2 separate regions of the Homo sapiens genome follow, and region 2 is linked to region 1. Evidence: chromatin loops called from intact Hi-C (ENCODE). Cell type or tissue: dorsolateral prefrontal cortex. All regions are shown on one strand. Each heading gives the region's core, and the rest is flanking DNA. Links, peaks and the distances in the headings are about the cores only.

The links. Hi-C counts contacts between places; a loop is a spot of excess contacts. Peaks named below come from ENCODE experiments on the same cell type or tissue, not always from the same donor. Only the 100,000 strongest peaks of a DNase experiment are listed, where the experiment ranks them.
Region 2: a loop joins it to region 1, with 3 times the contacts of the local background. A loop is called at or near these places in 50 of 110 quality-filtered maps.

The regions. Positions count from the first base shown.
Region 1 is chr2:174,560,069-174,562,982 of GRCh38, reverse strand. WIPF1 (WAS/WASL interacting protein family member 1) reads left to right here. Exons shown (of 8, transcript NM_001375834.1): 8 at 381-2,914. The coding sequence ends at 436. Among named protein-coding and RNA genes, the nearest start is that of WIPF1-AS1, 14 kb to the left of the region's middle. In dorsolateral prefrontal cortex, for the core only: a CTCF peak has its summit at 1,524; a DNase peak (open chromatin) is centred at 1,542; H3K4me3 peaks cover 965 bases; H3K27ac peaks cover 1,811 bases.
Region 2 is chr2:174,690,918-174,693,831 of GRCh38, reverse strand. No RefSeq gene overlaps it. Among named protein-coding and RNA genes, the nearest start is that of CHRNA1, 72 kb to the left of the region's middle. In dorsolateral prefrontal cortex, for the core only: no CTCF peak of the experiment used is centred there; a DNase peak (open chromatin) is centred at 1,421; H3K27ac peaks cover 1,020 bases.

The DNA of each region.
Region 1 (2,914 bases), core at 229-2,728:
ACGGGGAACTGTTTCTAAGTAAAAAATATACACATAATTGGTTATCTCTGGGTGCTGGAGGAATGGGTGAGTTCTTTGTTTTTACTCATCCATATTTTCTAAATCTATAATAAGCACACACTGTGATAAGAAGAAAATGATTTTTTTTAACTTTGTGCAAGTACTTGGGAGCCAGTGATGGATCACCCACCATGATGTTTATTCAGAACATTACTTGCTTGTTTTCACCTCTCACTTCTCATCCACAACATACGCCAGTTAGCTGACAGCCCTGGTCATAGGGATGAGGTAGTGGGTACCCGTGCAACCATCCCCGAGTTTCCACGATGAGAACATCAGCTTTCTAACCAAAATTATATTTTGTCTGTTTTTTCACCAAGGTGGATCCAACCGAAGAGAAAGGGGTGCTCCACCACTCCCTCCCATCCCGAGGTGATCTTTGCCTGCTCTTCTCTACCCAAGCTCAAGAGCTGCTTCTGTTGCTATCTAAGAACTGCATACCCTCCTCCCTGCTTCTTCCCTTGTGCCTCATGTATGGGCAGGAGGAAAGGTGGGAGGGGGAGTGGGAATATGCGTGTGTGGGTGGGAATCGGTAAGAAATGCACCTAGCTTTTCATATTGTGTTTATTCTCCAGGCTATTGCTTGCTTCAGCTGCAGCCTGCCTGTGCTGGCTGCTGGGGTCGATAGGCTTTTGTCGTAATAGGCAGAGATGACTTGCATCCCAGCTTTCCACCAACCAAATTCAAACATTCACTGCTTATTTGTTACAGACTGTAATTATTAAAGTCCCTGAGAGCTGTTTTCTCCCGTTCCTTTTTCGCATGCTTGGCCTCCTCTCTGTTTCTATGAACCACAGACCACCTAAGCAAGCTGCTGAGTAAGGGCTCACTGGAAACTTGCAGTCACAGGATGTCCAATCTTTGGCAGTCCGAGCTTGGCTCTAGGACAGAGCTGTCCAATAGAAATATAATGTGAGCCCCATATACAATTTTTACATTTCTAATATATTTTAAACAAGTGAAGTTAATATGCATCCAAAATATTTCAACCTGTAATCAACATAAAATTTTAATGAGATATTTTATATTATTTTTTGGTACTGAATCTTCAAAATCCAGAGTGTATTTTACACTTACCGCACATCTCCATTCAGACTAGTCACATTTTTAAGTGCTCAGTAGCCACATGTGGCTGGTGGCTACTGGATTAGACAGCACGAGTCTGGAAGATGGAAGCTAGTGCAGAAACCTCTTGTTTAAAAAACAAAAAAGGCAAGATGGGCTTGAGCGATTCAAGAGGCAACTAAAAATAAAATTAGGACCCAGCACCTTGTTTGACACACAGTTTGACCTTCGATTTTCCTCCCTTAACTTCCCTCTTCCCTTAATATCTGTATACAAGTGTTGCTTCAAAGTACCAAGGTCAGAAATTGATTGAGTACGGTTTACTAAAGTCATGTGGAATAAAGCCATTGGAAACAAATGGAAAGCCTGTCGGGACTTCTGGGCTCAGAACCAGCTGGCTCACGCACTCCACTTGTCAGCTGGACTTCTGCCTTGTGAAATGGAAGCAGCCTTTGTTCCTTTCTGGCTGAGCAAGCTCCTGAGGCTGGGAGAGACTAGGAAGGCTTGGTAGGAGGGGAAAAAAGTCAGGAAAATATATCAAATCAGAAACATGGAAGAAGAAGGGAACCGATTTGAGTTGGTGGGCAAAACTCTAAAAATCTAAATCTGATGCTTATGTAAGGGTTGAGCGAATTAGGGAGATTGCTAGTGGAAATTGGAGGGAATTTGTTTTGCATCATTTGTCTAGGATCTATGCAAATATAGCTCCACTAAAGGACCATAGGGAAGAGCCAGCCTTGCCTTTTCTTATATGATTTTGTTTACAAAATTTTACTGGGACTTTTAAATCTAGCTATAGAGTTGGGAAAAAATATTTCCACTTAGATATTTTACATGGTTTTGTTTAAAATTACCATTACTTGTTTTTTAAAAACACATGACCACATATGTATATGTATATCTACCTAAACATTGTATCATGGTTTCAGTATGTTATTCATGTATTACTGGGAGATGCTACCAAGAAACCAACCCAAAGAAAATTCTGAAAAATACATTTCTATTTATAGAATAAATGTTTCATTTATATAAAAGCAAAAGAACTTAGAGTTCTAATAAATGGGATGTCTAATAAATTATGAAGTTACTGATTTGAATATATTATATTTCTATAACTTCCTTGCCAAAGTCCTGATTTAGTACATTAGAGAACCTGTGTTTCCTCTCTCCTCTACCATTCATCTCTCTTCCATACAGTCATTTGGGCTTTTTACTCAAAGAGAATCAAGAAATAATAAGGTATAACAAGCTTGGCAAAGTGTTGGCTTTTTAAAAAAAAATTTTTTTAATCTCTAGCAGTTTGGTAATTTAGCAGCATCATTTATTTGGGATTCTTTTATCTGATTTCAACAGTGAAAAACATCCCTATGATAAAGCCTAATGACCCATTTCACAAAAGATGGAATTTGCCCTTCCTAGAAAATATGACGGAGAAAAGTCTGACTCAGAGAAAGTGGGTCTGAATTTTATAAGGGGTAGTAAGAATTGGACAATTCCTTTGCATATCTGAACTTGGCAGGTACCGTTCTAAATCTGAAACAGGGTGATAGCTCAAAGTTGCCATTCATCCAGAATAGATTGTTTTAGAATGTAGTGTTTAAGTGACTGTTTCATTAATACACCTACACCCTTTCTTTGAAAGTTTGCAACCTAATTGCATCTAAAACTATGAATAAGTTCTGTGGTAAAATCTTAAACTATGGAAAATTACAAAAATGAATTTTTCTTCCCTGAAATCAGAGCTTACATGTGTGTTTTTTTATAACATTTTCAGATAAATGTATTCAAC
Region 2 (2,914 bases), core at 168-2,667, 130 kb before region 1:
CTGGGATTCCCCATTTGCCCACCACTCCTTACCTCATTTACTAATTGCCTGTTTAAGCCATTCTTTTCTTCCTCTCCTGCAAGAGGACCTTTCTACCAGTGTTCCACACCTGCCTCTCTAGCCTGCCTGTCATTTGATCAGGTCATGAAATGTCCAGTTCACATAAGCCCTCCACAGAAACTGAGTCCCTCAGCCCCCATCCATCAGGGCTGCTGCTCTGCCCAACCCCTTTCTCTCACGCTGCCTGGCTGGTGCTGCCTGGATTCAGGAAGGCAGCCTCAGTAACTGATCCTCCAGCACCACCTTCCGAGGGCGCTCATCACTACAATGCCTGGGAATCACCAAGCCATAGGAAGTCTCCTTTTTTTTTTTCCTCCATAGGAAAGCACTAGTCCAGAGAGCTCCAAACATTTTCAATGTGCATAGTATCACCCTGACGGGTTGTGCTTGGCCACACTACTGGCCCAGATCCCACGCCTGCCAGGGGCAAGCCAGGTGCGGAGCAGTGAGGGTATGTGAATGAGCAAGTGCAGGATCCAGCCACTGCAGTGGGGCAGGCAGCTCCAGGTGCTAGCATGGGCACTGGCTCCCTGCAAGGCTGTGGCTGGACCAGGTGTACAGCAAGTGGCTTCCATTGTGGGCACCCGGGAACGCAGTGGTGCCTGGAAGCTTGGAGATGCCAGGACCTGCTGAGCCCCAAAGAGGGCATCACAGCCCTGGCTTGGGTAGCTCCTAGGTCTGGGCTCCCTGAAGGGCTGCAGCTCTTCTCTCCTTCTATCTTCTCTCCTTCTCATTGCCTGCAACGTGGTGACTGGGGGGGGGGGGGTCATGTTTTAGCCCTGTTTGTGTTACAGCTCTTTCAGTCCCACCATTTGGTAGGTCCCAAGTTCTTGTCCCACATCCAGGAAGAATGAGGTAAGCGGACAACTGAGGGTGAGCAAGATGAAGAGTTGCTTAATTGAGTCAAGTTCCACAAGGATGGAACCCATTTTGCCTGCCACCACGCAGATGAGCACTCCCCAGCAAGCTAATGACAGAGCTGGGTTCCACCCATTCTGGCACTCTCCTCACACTGATTTGCAATGGCTCTGCTATGGAGGAGGACGCTTTGTGTGAGGAGAGTGCCAGAATGGGTGGAACCCAGCTCTGTGATTAGCTTGTTGAGGAGTGCTCATCTGCATGGTGGCAGGCAAAATGGGTTCCATTCTTGTGGTAACAGCATCTCTGATTTCCTTTGGAACTCCTTCTTTCCCCATCTCAGTGCATATGTTTTGAGTGGGGCAGACACTCCCCATAGTTCTAGGGGGCACATGACTGGGCTGGCCAGTCAGTATATTGCATTCTTCCTGGCTCGAGGATGGGTTCTGGAATGGACACAAGGTCCAGTGTGACTCAGTCCAGGACTGGGGCCAGGAAAGAGAAGCTCTCTCCACTGAGATAATAGGATAATGTAAGCCTGAGTTGCCGAGGCCACCATAAGGAGAGGGCCTGTCTGACAGTGGGGCCCATTCAGAGACAAGCATAATGGAGAATGGGGACCAGTGAGCTGGAGTGACCAAATCCTGATGAGGTCACATAATCGAGGGGTCCAGCCCCATCTGACCTTTGCCTCTGGACTCTTCATGTACATGAGCCAATACATGCCACCTTTTGCTTAAGCTGGTTTGAAATTGGTGGCCCACTCCCTCAGGGCCTCAGTTTCTTCATCTGGCAAGTGAGAGGAGGAAAGCAGATGGCACTCACAAGTTTTTTCTAGCCCCTTCCTGTTTGAGGCTCAAGTGTATACTTTATTCCTTCTTACTTGCTCTTTGAAGACCATCTTCTGTCCATACTTATTTCCTTCTCTGTATTGTTTATATTTTTAATTTTCTGTACATTATGATGCTTTGACATCTTAAAAACCTTTCTGGCTGAGGGACAGACTGCTCCTCCTCCTGTGGATAGCCAAATCTTAGAGATAGCAAAAGCGCTCAACTGGGAACAACCCTGTGATATGCAAACTAACTAATCCAGAACAATGCCTCTTCTATCTGGCCATATACCCAAAAGGCAATATTCCTCTGCCTTTGCCATCCCAGGGACAGGTACCAGGCAATAAGGAACCATCCCTATAGCTCGGAGCCCTTGAAAATTATTCAAACTAGCCAGGCTTAAACTGCTTCCCCTGCACTGCCCTGCCTTTCCCACTGAAACTCCAAAAAAGGTCATGGCCTAGGCTCTCCCACCCATCCTGTCCCTTCTGCCCCTGACCCATGCTGGTGCTTTCCCATGTGGCCCTGCTGTGCCTCCTGTTTCTAGGATGTGAGATCATGGTAAACTTTTCTCCTGAACCTCTCCTGATCGCCTCTTGTGGCCACACCTGACTGACCATTACCTAAAAGAATACAAAACAATCTCCTTCTTGGCCTTTCCCTGGGCTGGTGCAGTTGGCAATTTGCCCTAAAAATGAGAAAAGGAAGTTACCAGAAGGAAGAAGCAGGACAAGGGGCTTTCTGTCCTTGGACTATTGAGTGTTAACCACAACAAAAATAAACCAATGCTGTTCGCTTCTTAAGAGGTGCTAGTCCTGTGTGTGCATTTGCATTGCAACAAGTAATTTTTTAAAGAGGATTTGTCCCACGTTTCTTTACTGATGGATTTTAATTTTTTATCTTCTAAATGTCCACCATAAGGGATCTATTAATATTTATGTTGAGAACCTTCCTGAGGATGAGTTCATCTAAGTCAATGTTAATTGATAGTATTCTTTGTGTGTGTGTATATCTTTTATCCTATTCCATTCCCCATCCCTCAATTTCCTATTATCTTTGGCTCTTCAAAATACTCTTGGAATGTTTTAATTAGTGCCCCCATTACCTTTTAACGAGTTGTCTCACCAGCTGGGCATGGTGGCTCATGCCTGTAATCCCAAAAC